2 separate regions of the Mus musculus genome follow, and region 2 is linked to region 1. Evidence: chromatin loops called from intact Hi-C (ENCODE). Cell type or tissue: heart. All regions are shown on one strand. Each heading gives the region's core, and the rest is flanking DNA. Links, peaks and the distances in the headings are about the cores only.

Evidence for each region. Peaks named below come from ENCODE experiments on the same cell type or tissue, not always from the same donor. Only the 100,000 strongest peaks of a DNase experiment are listed, where the experiment ranks them.
Region 2: it touches region 1 in a loop (2.0-fold over the local background); 9 of 42 quality-filtered maps call a loop at or near these places.

What each region holds. Positions count from the first base shown.
Region 1 is chr11:54,210,591-54,217,812 of GRCm38, reverse strand. The region is part of intron 3 of Gm12223 (a long non-coding RNA gene); the gene reads right to left. 4933405E24Rik (RIKEN cDNA 4933405E24 gene) reads left to right here and starts at 4,525. Exons shown (of 3, transcript NR_045506.1): 1 at 4,525-4,983. In heart, for the core only: no CTCF peak of the experiment used is centred there; a DNase peak (open chromatin) is centred at 2,912.
Region 2 is chr11:54,140,961-54,148,182 of GRCm38, reverse strand. It overlaps Gm12223 (a long non-coding RNA gene), which reads right to left and starts at 6,315. Exons shown (of 9, transcript XR_003949549.1): 1 at 6,195-6,315. In heart, for the core only: a CTCF peak has its summit at 3,098 (motif pointing left); a DNase peak (open chromatin) is centred at 3,102.

The DNA.
Region 1 (7,222 bases), core at 733-5,732:
GTCAACTCTACCATGGTCTTATGTTACTGAGAAGGGTATTGGCTGTGGTCAGCACTGTCAATTAAGGCGTGGATGTGTGAGAAACTGAAAAGTATGCCTACCAAAGGTTTTAGTCATGTCAAGAGCTAGCCCAGCTGTGTTGTCTCAGAAACTTCCACACCAAGGCAGATACTCGCTTTTCTCAGGGCAGGTGGCGGTTCTCGGGTATCCTCTCAGTCTCTGAATAATGGTAAATGTGGTTTGTACTCCACTTACCACTATTCACCTGCCAAGCCTTCCTCTGAACTGGCACTGGGCACCCTGCCCACTGAGTGCAGCTCCTGCCTCCGCAGACGGTTGAGCCATCCTCCCAAGTTCCCCTGCTGAGAAAGCTTTTCCCTACAGAGCAGGCCAGTGCGCTGAGACTAATTTGCTTCCCAGACCACTCCTCTGACAGATACCAGCATGGAGCGGTACGTTGGGGAGGGTAGGTGGGTACCTTTCATTACTTTCACAGGCACTGTCAAGGTCCTCTCTGTTTCTAAGCAGATAGCATATTTGGCCTGCCTCAGTCCCTCCAGAATCAAGGCAATGACCTAGGTCTTTGGAGAAAAAAAAGTTTGACTTTCAAATCAACAACCAATAGCAACTAGGAAAAAATGTTCCCGTCCTTTGAGCAAGTCACTTGACTGTCCCTGTGGGTTTGGGGCTGGGTGGCTAAACACCTAGGTATGGATTAGGAAGGAATAGGATCAAATGTCCCTCAGAAGCACCAGGGAGCGCAAAAACTGGGCTGAGACCCTCTAGGCACTGGGCAGGGTGGATAGACCAGACGAATTCTCAGAGATCTGGGTCACACACAGGTGAAGTGCCCCGAGGAACCAGGTCTGACCACAGGCTATCACAACCCTGTCTGTCTGATAGGCAAGAGCTCTGAGCCCAGGTGATTTGCTCAAAGTGTCTCCAGGTATTCCAGGTCTACTGGCAATACTTCAATTTTCAGGTTTTCTCTCTCAAACAGAGCATCCCCTAAGACAGGCTACAAGCTGGTCCCTTTAGCTTCCAAGTCCTTAGACGACACACATTTGTCCTTGGTAAACTCAGTAGACGCCATTGCACCCACAGTCCGTGAGATGGTGAGGGTGAAGTGCTGAAGAGAATGGAACAGGGTGTGGAGCCAAAGATGAGGGCAGAGAAGGCCAGATGCCTCCCTGGTTCCTGCCTGCCTGTGGCTGAGGAGGCTAGGCTACAGACTCTCGGAGCCATCCTCCACACTTTGAGCCTTCTGCAACATAGGGGCTGGGGGATAAGGGGTGGGGCAGGGGTCACTTTTGTGACTAATAACCCAATCATGGAAAATGACAGTTTCCTGAGCCACTCGACCAGAGGTAGCCACATAACTCTTTATGATGTGGCCAAAAATTCCTCCTGCCACCACAGCCCTAGAAAAATGGGTCAAAGACATCTTCTATGGAACTCTCCAAGCGGGGGCTTAGTTCACACCATCTACTCCTGTGTCATCGACCTGCAAACACTGGCGCTGTTTTGACAACAAGGTCATGTTCCCTGCAGTGAGCTCACCCTTGACTCGGAGTCAGTCATCAGTCCTCTCCTGCTTGTTCCTCCTTGGGGGAATGATTAGCTATGGAAGTCACAAAGGCTGTCTGGTATTTGTCTCTGGAAATGTGTCCATAGTGTCTCTGAGGTCTGCAGGGGTATCTAATCCGCACAAGACACTTACAAATGGCTGAGGACGATGTTGGCCTAAATACCTGTCATCTAAGATGGCATACTCTCTCTTTCTGTGTGTGTATGTGTGTGTTCACTGGTGGATGTGCATGTGTGTGTATGGCATGTGTGTGTATGCCATGGGTCAGCAGGTGGAGCAGTGGCTATCAGCCTTCCTAGAGCTGCGACCCTTTAATATAGTTCCTCATGCTGTGGTGACCCCCAACCATAAGATTATTTTAGTTGCTACTTCATAGCTGTAATGTTGTGACTGTTATGAATCAATCGTAACAGAAATACTTTTGGAACTAGGGGTTTGCCAAAGACCCACAGGTTGAGAACCACTGAGGTTGAGTGTGGGTGTTCCTCACCAAGGCGCTGTCCACCTTGTTTGTGTCTCCCTGTCTGGAACTCACCTATTAGGCTAGGCTGTCATCCCCCAGTGCTGGAGAAGGGAAGTGCATATGTCAGCACTCCTGGCTTATCTTCACATGGGTCCTGGGAATTGAACTCAGGTCCGCAGGCTTTAGCACTTTAGCCACTGAGCCACCTCGGGTTTTTGGCACTAGGCTGCAGTTGATGGCTGGCTGCTAGACCCAATGTGCATGGTGCTTTCCCCCTGAATATCAAGCATCCCATTGGCAGCAGGGTATGGTACATCTTGTACCTGGTTTGCATTCAGTGCTAGGATGAGCTGTGGATCCTGGGCCACCTCTCCCAGCATGCTGAGATTTAGCTACTTCCCAGATATTGGGCATGGCCTTCTGTTGCAAGTGTTGCGGTGGAAGCCATAGGAATAAAGCAACAGATTGAATTGGGTTTGAAGCTCAGGCTTGTGCTGACTCATAGAGGACCAGCGTGGAAGTGAGCAAGGGGCCCCTACTTTCAGGCAGTGGTAGACAGAAAGTGCTTAGCTCTGAGAGCTCCAGCCAGTAAAGGCTCAGAACCAGCATTCCCCCTGCAAACAGGGCTGGGATCTCCAGCATGGACATCCCACAGGTCTGAGGAGAAGTTGGCTCTTAAAAGCTGAGGATGGGTTGATCTAAATGCCAGCTACCCAAGATGGTCCAGAAGCCTCATCTGATCTCTGGCTATGGCTGGGTAAGGCTGATGGCCTTGTCCTGACAGGACCCTAAGAAGCCTCTAGTCAGTCTTTAGTAAGGGACAAGAGGTCCTGTGTCTGCCTGGCACAGTGCCGGGCTTTTGCTGACTCATAGAACTCTGCCTAGAGCCCAAGGCCCAAAACAATGATTCAGGCAGCTCGGAATCCAGGGAAAACCAGCTTCGCTTTCCACCAGAGAGACCAGCCCAGCTGGGCATGAGCTCACCGGCCAGACAGTGACAGGGACAGTGGGAAATTGCCCATCCTTTATAGGCAAGAAGAAAAAAAAGGCTGAGTTTTCAGCTGAAACATTCTTTGAAAACCCCATATCAACCCATCTAAAATTAGCTTTCGGCATCTAAATCACTTCCTGTTACAGAAACCACAGGCCCAATGCTTCAGTCACCGCTCTGCCTGCTAAAAGGGGGTGGGGGCCCGTGATGTATTAGTGCTGCACACCAAAAACTGTAATGATTCAAAGGAGACATGGAAATTGGGAGCCCCTCTCCCTCACAGCATAAGGACTGTTATGCAAGGTCCATGTAGGCTACTGCTGCGGCAACAAGGGTACAAACATGTACGTGCACAGCACGCATGTGGGCACAGCCAGACTCACATACTGATGGGCACGGAGCAGAGCCTTCTCCACTTCTCCAGAAGAACTCCCACAGGGATGGTCTCAGCACACCTCTACCATGGTTCTTGTCTTTTATTTGTGAGACAGGGTCTCTCTATAGTCCCTGTTCGTCCTGGAACTCACTATGTAGACCAGGCTGGCCTCGAACTCACAGACACCTGCCCTGCCTCTGCCTCCCAAGTTCAGGGATTAAAGACGTGTGGCACCAAACTCATCTGCTGTGGCTCTTCTAAACACAGGATGCATGAAGAAAGGAAGGCAGGTGTCTGGCCTGTTTCTGTGCCTATAGTTCTGTCCTGACTTCTCTTAAAGGTTCTAACAGGCTCCAAAGAAACAAGGTTAGCTCTGTGCTTAGCGTTTGGTCAGCCACTGCCAAATGTTTCCTGGGTAGGGGAAGCCAGGTGGGACATGGGCTAGAGACATAAAGCAAGTCAGAGGCCACCTCTGCATGTAAGGAGCTAACGTGGAGGCAGCCATTTGAATCTCAAAGCTCTCCAGAAACCTTGCAGGCTTCAGGTCTGGACTGCAGGTGCCAGCAGCTGTGACAGATGAGCAGCCTAGCCACGCAAGGGAAGCTGATATGTGTCACAAACCTGGTGAGCTTCAGTCAGTGTCATGCGAACTATGAGGGAAATTGGGCATGCACCTGATTGTTTGATTATGTTTGCTGCTGTTCTAGGACCCTTAGAACTCACCGTACAGACTTCCACTGTACAGAAGTTTCTCAGTAGATGCCTATGAGGGAAAAAAAACAGAGATGGAAGACTGGATGATGTTAGCACTGAGTACCTACCAGCTCCCTACCTGGACACACAAGGCAGTGTATCCCTCAGCAGTGCCTCTACAGTGGGGCTGCTGGGATGCCAGGTACCTGCCTGCTTCCATAGGAATGATCCAACTGGGTGGCCTTGGTGGCTTCATCTTGCAAGTACAATGGCTGGCCTCGGTGAAATCATCTTTAGCGTGATAGAGGCCTGGCATCAAATGGGAGTCTTCCTATAATGATGACAGAACTATGCCCATTATGCCCCTCAGCACTCTATGGTAAAGAGACCCAGCCTCCAGGTAACTGGGTTGCCAGGTGACCATGCATACTCTCACGAGCATGGCTTAGGCATTTCCTAAATATTTCAGGTTACTGGGAAGAAAAATCCAATTGAACATTCACAAGGCCTCAGCTTGGGGAACTAGGTATTCTCAGGCCTCCACATTTGGGTATGCCTGGCTAGAACTAATGGAGAACTTTCATCCGAGGATATGGGGGATCAGGGAGAGTCCAGAGTTCCTCACAGGCTGTTGGGATGACTGTGAAGTTAATGAAGCAAGGGGGATTATCAGCACTGGAATGGCTCTTGTCTGGCTCAACAAAGCTAAATGAGGGTCTTCAAAAGAGCTGAGATCCTGGGGGTGGTCAGCATCCTTTTACAGAAGAGACTATTTCCACATGCCTCCTTTAAGTTAAGCCCTAACTAGTCACCGAGAAGCCAATGAAAACATAACCGTGTCCCTCTATAATCATATGTTCCACTGAAGACAAGTAAGTATAAGGGTTTGTTGTTGTTGTTGTTGTTTAATAGGCTCTCCAGTAGTTCAGGCTGGCCTCAAACTCACTATGTAGCTTCAGACAACTTCGAACTTCTGATCTTCCTGCCTCCATCTCTAAAGTGCTGGGATTACAGAGGTGTGTGTCACCATACCCAGTTTATATGGTTGGGGAGATTGAACCTGGGGCTTTGTGCATGCTAATCAAGCACTCTTACCAACTGAGCTACATCTCCAAGCCCCCAAGATAGGTAATTATAATACCAAATTGTAAGTACATCTCATAGGGAGAGATGGGATTCTGTGGGTACACGGAGAATGTATATGCAAGCCAGTCTAGGGGCAGGGTACAGTTCTGGTTGACTGTGATAGAACTCAACAGGAATAAAGTATCACTAAGCTGAGTGAAGAGATCAAGAGATTATGGTCAACTGGTTGTATACCTAGAGTTCAGTGAAATTTGACTATGGAAAATCTTCTAGTGTCATTTCCTACAGTAGTGGATAGATTTTTAAAATGATACTGGCAACAGAGACTACTCATCCGGAAAACACTGCATACCGCTGTTGGGTTTTAGGTAGGGTTGAGTGATTCGAGGGAACTGAGATGGGCTACTGGGGAATAAGGAGTCTATTAGAAGAGATAATGATGCCATGGACAGACAGAAAGAGGGTCAACAGCATGGGGGGAGGTCCAAGGAGTATTTAGGCCACAGCATCAGAGACAGGCAGCATGGTGGAGTCTCTGAAGAGATTCAGAGCATACATGGCAGAGGAGAGAACCTCTTCTTTTCCATTTTGAGGAGTGGAGAAGGTTCACAGCAAAAGCCTATATATAGCCAGGCTCTCTGATTCCCCGGCAGGAGGCAGTGAAGTGGTGGGGTGTGGGGAGCAGGGTGTGGTACCCCCTTCCATGTAAACTTACTACCCAAGGACTCACATTGTCTCAGGAGATGCCTGGATGTATCTATGAGAGGCCTGTGCGAAGGCTGGATTCCAAATACATCCTTACAATTAAGACTGTGATGGGTACCCTTTGAGCTCCAGGATTATATCAGCAAGCTACAGGGATGTAGTTAATAGTGCAGCCTTAGAAAAGGTGCCAACTAGGGCAAGACAATACTAGTTATCAACACTGTTGTTCAAGTATGACTAGTAGGGTCCCCACCTTTGCATTAAGATATGAAAAATAGAGCTGGAGAGATGGCTCAGTGGTTAAGAGCACTGACTGCTCTTCCAGAGGTCCTGAGTTAAAATCCCAGTGACCACATGGTGGCTCACAACCATCTGTAATAGGATCTGTAATAGGATCCTCTTCTGGTGTGTCTGAAGACGGCTACTGTGTACTCACATACATGAAATAAATAAAAATAAATCTTTAAAAAATATGAAAAATAGGTATAGAATATTAAAAGCAAATTTTTATTTTAGATTGCTGGTTGTTCTGAACCTGTGTGTGTGTGTGTGTGTGTGTGTGTGTGTGTGTGTGTGTGTGTGGAGTGGTCCTTTCACAGGGGTCACATAGCAGATATCTTGTATACCAGATATTTACATTATGATTAATAACATTAGCAAAATTACAGTTGTAAAGTAGCAACAAAAATAATTTTATGGCTGAGGCCACCACAACATAAAGAACTGTATTAAAGGGTCACAGCACAGGAAACTTGAGACCACTGTTTTAGATAAACTGAAAGGAATTACTGCATCTTCTATGTGAGACCAGTGAATCCCACAACTACCTGATAAAGTAAATATTAGTGTCAAGCCCAATTTCTCAGATGAGAAAAATGACAAAAATAGAAGAAATAATTTTTAAAAGTTTGAATGCTTGACTAGGGAATGGCAGAGCTAGACTTTAATCTTGGTGGGTGTACGACTTTAGTCTATGCTGATCTCTCTGGCCATGGCAGTGGGAGACTACATGGGAATTCCAGATATAAAGTCAACAAACCAAACATTGGAGACTTCTCATATACATGGATGGTTTCCCTTCTGAGCATCCTAAGTCCCAGTTCTATCAAAATCAAGATCTGTGTAGGGTTTCTCACAAAGCTGGACAAGCTAACTGTGAAATTCATATTAGATAATTCCTCATTTGGGGGGAATGAAGATGGAAGATTCATATCAAAACATGAAGGATTCCCAACACCATGGTACTGATGCCAATGTAAACATAAGCCCATAGGTCAGAATGAGAATCCAGAAGAACGACGTATTATCAAGTCATGGTTG
Region 2 (7,222 bases), core at 846-5,845, 70 kb after region 1:
TAAGGGAAAGTGACCCAAAGGAAAGTATGTGGAAATTGTAGTCAGAGAGATGGAAGAAGACACAGAAGACAGATGGATTATGAATGCTAAGGTTGGTAGTTAAACTGTCTTCCATGGCGTCCTTACAAAAGCAAATCTTAGGTACCATATTAGCCCAAGTACAAAAGAGCTAGAGAGCTATTACCCAGGAGACAGGGAGTCAACCTCAGAACATGCCTTACTGGCTGCGTTATCTATCATCTATCTATCTATCTATCTATCTATCTATCTATCTATCTATCAATCTATCTATCTATTTATTTTTGCATCACTGTGACAGCACAGTGGCTTACTCAACTCAGGCTCACTCCAGAGGAATAAAGTCCATCCCGATGGAGAAGTTCTTAGCCTGTGGTGACTGGGAAACAGCAATGGTGGAAGGAGAGTGCTCAGCTGATATTTCTCCTTTCGCCATATTTATTCAGTCTATATAGTGGCCATCATGTTCAGGGCTGACACTGGGTGGAACCTCTCTGGCTACATCCTCACAGGCACATGCCAAAATGTTCATCACTGGCTCTCCAGAGACTTCTACTTTAAAACAAAACAAGGTTTCATTCTGCAGCCCAGGCTGGCACCACAGTGTGGTTATCCTCCTGTCTCAGCTTCTCAAGTGCTGGGATCTCAGGTATGAGTCACCACACCCAGCTCCCTGGGTGTTTGCAATCAAGTTGACATTGTCAACCATCATACTGACCATTAAGGCAATAACTCAGGAACAGGAGAAGTACCAAGCCTGGCTGGCTCTCACAGAAGAAAGCCCGAGGCTTCAACTGCTCTACGCTCCTGTTACACAAGCACTCAGATATGCTTGTGCTTTCTTAAGAAAGAAAACTGACTACACCAAGCGATTCTTGAGGATCTGTGGCCTGACCAGGCTAAGGACTGAAACACACAACCCACAGTTAATCCAAAGTCCATCCTAGGCTCCTGGCTGCTCAGTCTATGATGCTGTTTCTACAAATCAGACTTTTGGATTCATCAAGGTTCATATCTGAAGGCAGGAAAATGATACCCTCCACCGTTCTCTGCAAAGGCACTTTTATGTTTAGCATTAACTCAGGCACGCTCTAACACAAGATCTGAATTAGCAAAACCAAGACTCTCTGAAACCGCAGGGAGTTTTTACAGGGAAAGTCTTGGGAATCCTCAGATTTTCACACTATGAGTTTAGTGCAATGGTAACTACATTTTCCTAAGCATTCCAATTTCCTTCCTGTGGCTGTGATAAAATACTCCAACAAAAAATAACTTAGAGAGAGGGGGTTTATTTTAACTCACAATTCCAGGTGATAGGATGTCACTGTAGGAAAGGGATAGCAGCAGGGGCTTGAGACAGCTGGTCACATCACATCTGTTGTCAAGAGCAGAGCTAGGTGAATGCAGGCTTTACTCTTAAATAGTCCATAGCACTATGAATAGGGAATAGTGTTGCCCATATGGGCTGGGTCTTCCCACATCCTAACAATCAAGACACTGTCGCACAGACATGTCCACAAGCCAAACTGATCTAGGCAGTTCTTCAGAGAGACTCTCTTCCCTGGTGTCTCTAGGTGGTGTCAAAATCAACGAATAAAACTAACCATTGCACTACCCTACCTTATTTGAGAACATTCATAGAATTATCCGTGAGACCCAATCTAGATGTTAGTGTGTCCACTAGAAAGCAGGGTAAGAGGGTCTAGATACAGAGTTCAAGAAGGGAGGACAAAGCCCAACTTAGTAACTCACAAGCATGTGGTTGCCATAGCAATGGAAGTGAAAGGGAAAAAGGAAGGAGACAATAAGGCACATATGAGAAGGCCCGGAAGCCCATAGGGATGCTGAGAATAAAAGGAAGAATAGTGAGGCTAGCAACTGAAGGAAAGATGCTGTCAGCAGTGTCCTCCAGGCTCCACCTCTAGGAGGAACCAGAATATTTTTATCAGACAGGTTCAAGGACTGAGTTAAGGACCGGCTTTGTAACATTTCTAAGAACGGGAAGTGAGAGAGCAATCAGTGTGCTACAAAGTTTCAAGTAGCCAACTGATGAGATGAAAACCAAGATCACTCTGGCTGCGTGGGATGATGCAGGTTTCCAATTCCACACCGGAGGGATTTCAGACCGGCCTGGTCTACATAGGGAGACAGTGAATTTCAGGCTAGCCAGAGTTACACTGATAAGTCAGTTCCAAGCTAAGCAGAGCAACATAGTGAAAACTTGGAGAGAAAGAGAGAGAGAGGAAGAGAGAGAGAGAGAGAGAGAGAGAGAGAGAGAGAGAGAGAGAGAGCGCTGTGAGCTCAAGAACTCAATGATGCAGGAAGAGGGTGGGGAATATATCTGTAGCTATGGTTTGAAATCCTTGATTGCCAATAAAGCCTTAGGACCCAAATTTGTTTCTCCAGGGATCATCCAGAGCATGCTATCTTTTGAGAATGGCCCCACCAGTGAACTCTGGACTAGACTAAGAGGCCCTGCCTCTATGAATAAGAAAGAAAAAACAATCAATGATTGTTGGTTGATTGATTGATTGATTGATTATTCCTCACATCACCCTCTGGGCCAACCCCCACCCCACCCTCACACACAAATAGAAGTGAGGAAGGCTGGTACTTCTGTAAGATTCCATTGGCTACACAGGTATGATGAGAACGAGACTGGCTAGTTGGGGAAGGGAGGAAGATGAGGGAACAGTGAAGACAGACTTCCTGGGGTACTGACCATCCACCTAGCAAATGCACTTTTAGCGAGTATGGAAAGTACTTTAAACATCAAACTGGGGGTTTGTCAATTCCCTTGGCACTTCCCTACTACTGACCTCTTAATCCCCAATGTTTTACAATAACAACACTACAAATAAAGTTTGCTAGCATGTAAAAGAATCTCTATAAAAGTTAAGAAAACTCTTCAATGTGCACCAGCCCTGGGAATAATGTCCAAGACAACCTTGGGTCAACAGTCAACTGGCTGAGGGTCTTTTTGCTCTGCCTAGCTAGAAATCACAGAAAGCAAGCTTTTTTTGACTGCTGAGAACAGAAGCAGTAGGCCAGCAGAAGTAGCGGCAAGTGGCGCCCTCTAGTGTTACAGCAATGTGCACACCTCAGGTATCTAGACCCTGTGTCCTTGGTCCCAGCAGCACTCCAGTTCTTGGCCTGAGATCTCAGACTCTTGTCCCTGCGCCTTGACAGTTATCACTACCTCTGCTACTTCTTTGTGTGAGTGTGTGTCACAGTCAGCTCCAGTTGTAGTGATAAAAGTAAGTAAGAAAAGACCATTCACAAGAAGCCTATTCTTGGGTCTGATGTTGCACACACAAGTATCAGTAGAAGAGAGCATAATGGGCTAAGCCTGAGTGGCCTGATCACCTGGCCCAAGAGGGGACATTTGGACTGATCACAGCCATATTAGAACTAATACAACCTCCTCTTAGCACCAATCACGGCCATTGAAGCTTGTGGTTTGGATCAATCACAACCTTGCCTCTTAGTCCCTCTGCCAGACCACAAAAGGAAGTATTTTCCTTTTGCCGACATGGAAATGCTGCAGGGTCATTTAGAGTTCATCAAGGTTTATGACAGACAGTCTGGTAGTTTTAAACAGCTCTGCACTTTCAAAACGGAGACAGCACCTGTAATGATCATCGGGTAGTTTCCTTAACCTTTCTGCATAAGACAGCCAAAGTTAGGAGGTGGTTATAGAGTGGAAGACATGCTTTTCAGATGGTGTTACAGACTAAAATCTAAACACAATCCAGGGATGGAATCATAATTCTTTAACTTAGGAATGATGGTAGAGTACTTTAACTAACTGGAAAACATGATAGACTGGATGTTAATTGTATATCATACTTTGTAATTTACATGATTGTTATGGCTTTGTTCTATTTATGTCTGGGAGAAGAGGTGTTTGTTTGTTTGTTTGTTTGTTTTATTGGACTGAAAAGGTGAGATGTAGAAAGTGGTTCTGATGCTAAGGTCCTGTTCCCCATTGGTTCTTGATCCATCACTAAAGATGCTAGTGGCCAATGAGGTAGGTGTAATAGGCAAGACTTCCAGGCCCCACAGGCAAGCTAGCAGACACAGGGGAGGAGATTTGCACCATGTTTTGGAGGGGAAAATTGACCAGCCATGTGAGATCCAAGGCAGAGCGACCATAGGTTGCTTCTCCAAGTGGGAGGTCAGGGTGTTTAGCTGGGACTAAATGTAACTAAGCAACTAAAGTTGAGGACAGATTTAGGATGCTGAGCTAAGAGTATTGGGAAGGGCATGCTAGCTGCTATAGATTAGAAGTGCCCAGCAATTAAGCCAAGAAGGCAGGTTGAAATCAAACAATGTGTGTATCTGTGTTTTTCATCCATGTATCCAACATTCTCTGGGAAGGGGCTGGTAGTGAGGCGTATTCCTGGACCTTAAAGCAGGGGGAGCAAAAACTACACTCAACAAAGATATGACAAGGTTAAATGAGGTCACATGGCTATATGTTAAGGCCGGTGTCTTTATTAAGCACAGACAACAGACAAGAGGGTGACCATCAGAGGCCAAGTGGGAGGTCTCAGAAAAATTTCAACCTGCAACATCTTGGACTTTCAGGCTGTAGAGCTGTAGAGAACAGATTTGCATCATCCATGCAATCAGTAAGTGCCATTTTGTTTCGGTGGCCCTAGAATGCACATATATGTTATAATTTTATTAGACAAGCAAGGAGAAGATTCCTTTTCACAATTAACACCAACATACTAAGACTGAGCTCAACTAGATTAAGAAACATGGCACTTGGTTTTGTTTTCAGTTTGGTTCTGTTGCTAGGATAAGATACCCTGGCAAAAAGCAACTTAGGGGCCAGGTATGGTGACGCACGCCTTTAATCCCAGCACTCATGGTGCAGAGGCAGGTGGATTTCTGGGTTTGAGGCCATCTTTGTCTATAGCTTGAGTTCCAGGATAGCCAGGGTTGCACAGAGAAACCCTGTCTTAAAAATAATCAAACAAGAAAGCTGGTGATCAGGAACAAAGAGAACGAACGCATACATGCTCACTTGCTTGTTAGTGCTCAGCTCAGTATCCCCACTTTTCTATAGTCCATGGCCCATGCCTAGGGAATGGTGCCATCTAGAGTGGTTTGGGCCTCTCCACATATATAACATAATCCACCCCCAAAACATGCCCACAAAAACAGCACAATCTGGACAATCCCTCATTGAGACTCTCTTCACAGGTGATTCTAGGTTGTGTCACATAGACAGTTTTCAGCTTTACAGGGCAAATTATCATGGCTCTTAAGACAGGAAAACTGCCAGAAAACTGAGAGGTGAAAGGGCATGTGACAATTAACTTCTGTGTCAAATTGACTAAACCATAGTGATCAACTGATCAAATGCCAGGCCAGCCTGTCACCTCACATAATAGAATGTCGGAGATACCATCTTAGTTTTGGCAAACAAAAGGGAGATTTATGTTGCCAGGCAATCAAAAGGGCTGTAAGCACCAGACTATCAAAAAGTAGCAAAGGAGAGGGGAGAGAAATGAAAGGCAGTGAACATCAGTTAAATGACAATTTCTCAAGCTTGGGAAGAAAGCAGGAAAAAACAACACACAAAAGACCTAAGATTTATAGTGTACAGAATTTAAGACTGCAGTTTCTAGTAAGAAACTGGATGAAGCATGAAGTAGTTGAGATGGCACAAATTATAAATATTGAGAGTGCAGACACCATACCTAGCTGTTCTTTATTATTTTTAAAGCCATTGTATTTATTTGAAGCTAGTCTAACAGAGAAAGCACAAGCTATTTTGCTCCAATGCCATCCACTGTAGTGCCAAGTTTCTGGTAAAAGTCGTCCCTCACTCTGACAGCCACTCAGTCACACATATCCACACAGGAGCACACACAAGTGCACACACGTATTCTCTCTCTCCCCCCTTCCCCTCCCTCCCTCTCCCCCTCCTCCTCAGGCACTCCTGCAACATTAGCGGCTCATTACCACGCCTCCAGCTTCCCACACCTGCTTATGAGTTTCTTCTGCTCTTAATTATTTAAAGACAAAGACAGTATTTTCTCCATCCATGGTTCCCCAACAGACCTTTAATAACTATTAGATGAAACTATAGTAAGTTTTTTTAAGAGCAAAGACTTTGAAAACTTCCAGTTCAAGGTTTGAGTCCCAGGCCTTCTACTTACCAGTCAGGAGCCCCCATGTGACCTCAGGGATCTAACTTTGTCCTAACTCAGGCACATTACCTGTTCTGAATGAAGAGACAGGCTGTAACATCCCCCAGAACAGTACCTAGCGGACACTAAATTACTCACTCGGCTGGGTTGGTTAACAGGGACTGCCATGAGCAGGTACTGCCTCTAAGGCAGGAGTCACCCAACATTATCCCAGGATGTGGTTTTATGCTCATGGACAGACACCAGCACATGACAGATTCCTTAATGGCTGATGTCATGCTTCATTTAAGACATTCAACATCTGGTAATAACAAAGTAGAGTACCAAAGACAAGGCTTTCTGTATTGTGCTATATTTCATATGAAAAGATAATAATAATAATAATAATAATAACAACAACAACAATAGACTTCTACTTCCAGCCAAGAAGGGAGAGATTCTAGTACAACAACTTTTAGGCTCCTGGCATCCTTTAAAAACAAAACAAAACAAAACATGGAAGTTGGGCTGAAGAGATGACTCAGAAGTATCAGATGCTCTTCCAGAGAGCACAGGTTTCACAGCGACACCCACGTACCATCTGGAACACCAGTCCCAAGGATCCGACGCCATCTTCTGGCCTCCACAGGCACTGCGTGCACATGGTGCACAGACATACATGCAGACAAAACACCAGTATGCATAAAATATAAATAACAAAAGGGGAAATATTGTAAAAGAAAAATATGCAAGCCAAGAAAATCATAAATTCTGAATTACACTGCTCAAAAATCTCCTGGGAAGCATGAGTAGCAAGATCATGAAGGATGAAGCTCATATTATGAAACCAAAAGTCTATTATCTTTAATTCATTTGCAGATTGTAGACCTGTGGTAAAAGTGGGGCCAGAGTACTTTGGGCAGTATGAAAGGACACATGAAGACAAAACAGAACATTAAGAGGGAGAAGGGGTTGTCCCATGCCTCCCTCAGCATGAGCACACAGGGGCAGGGACATGCTTCTCCCCGAAAGCCTGTTTTCTGCTGTGAACTCAGTCT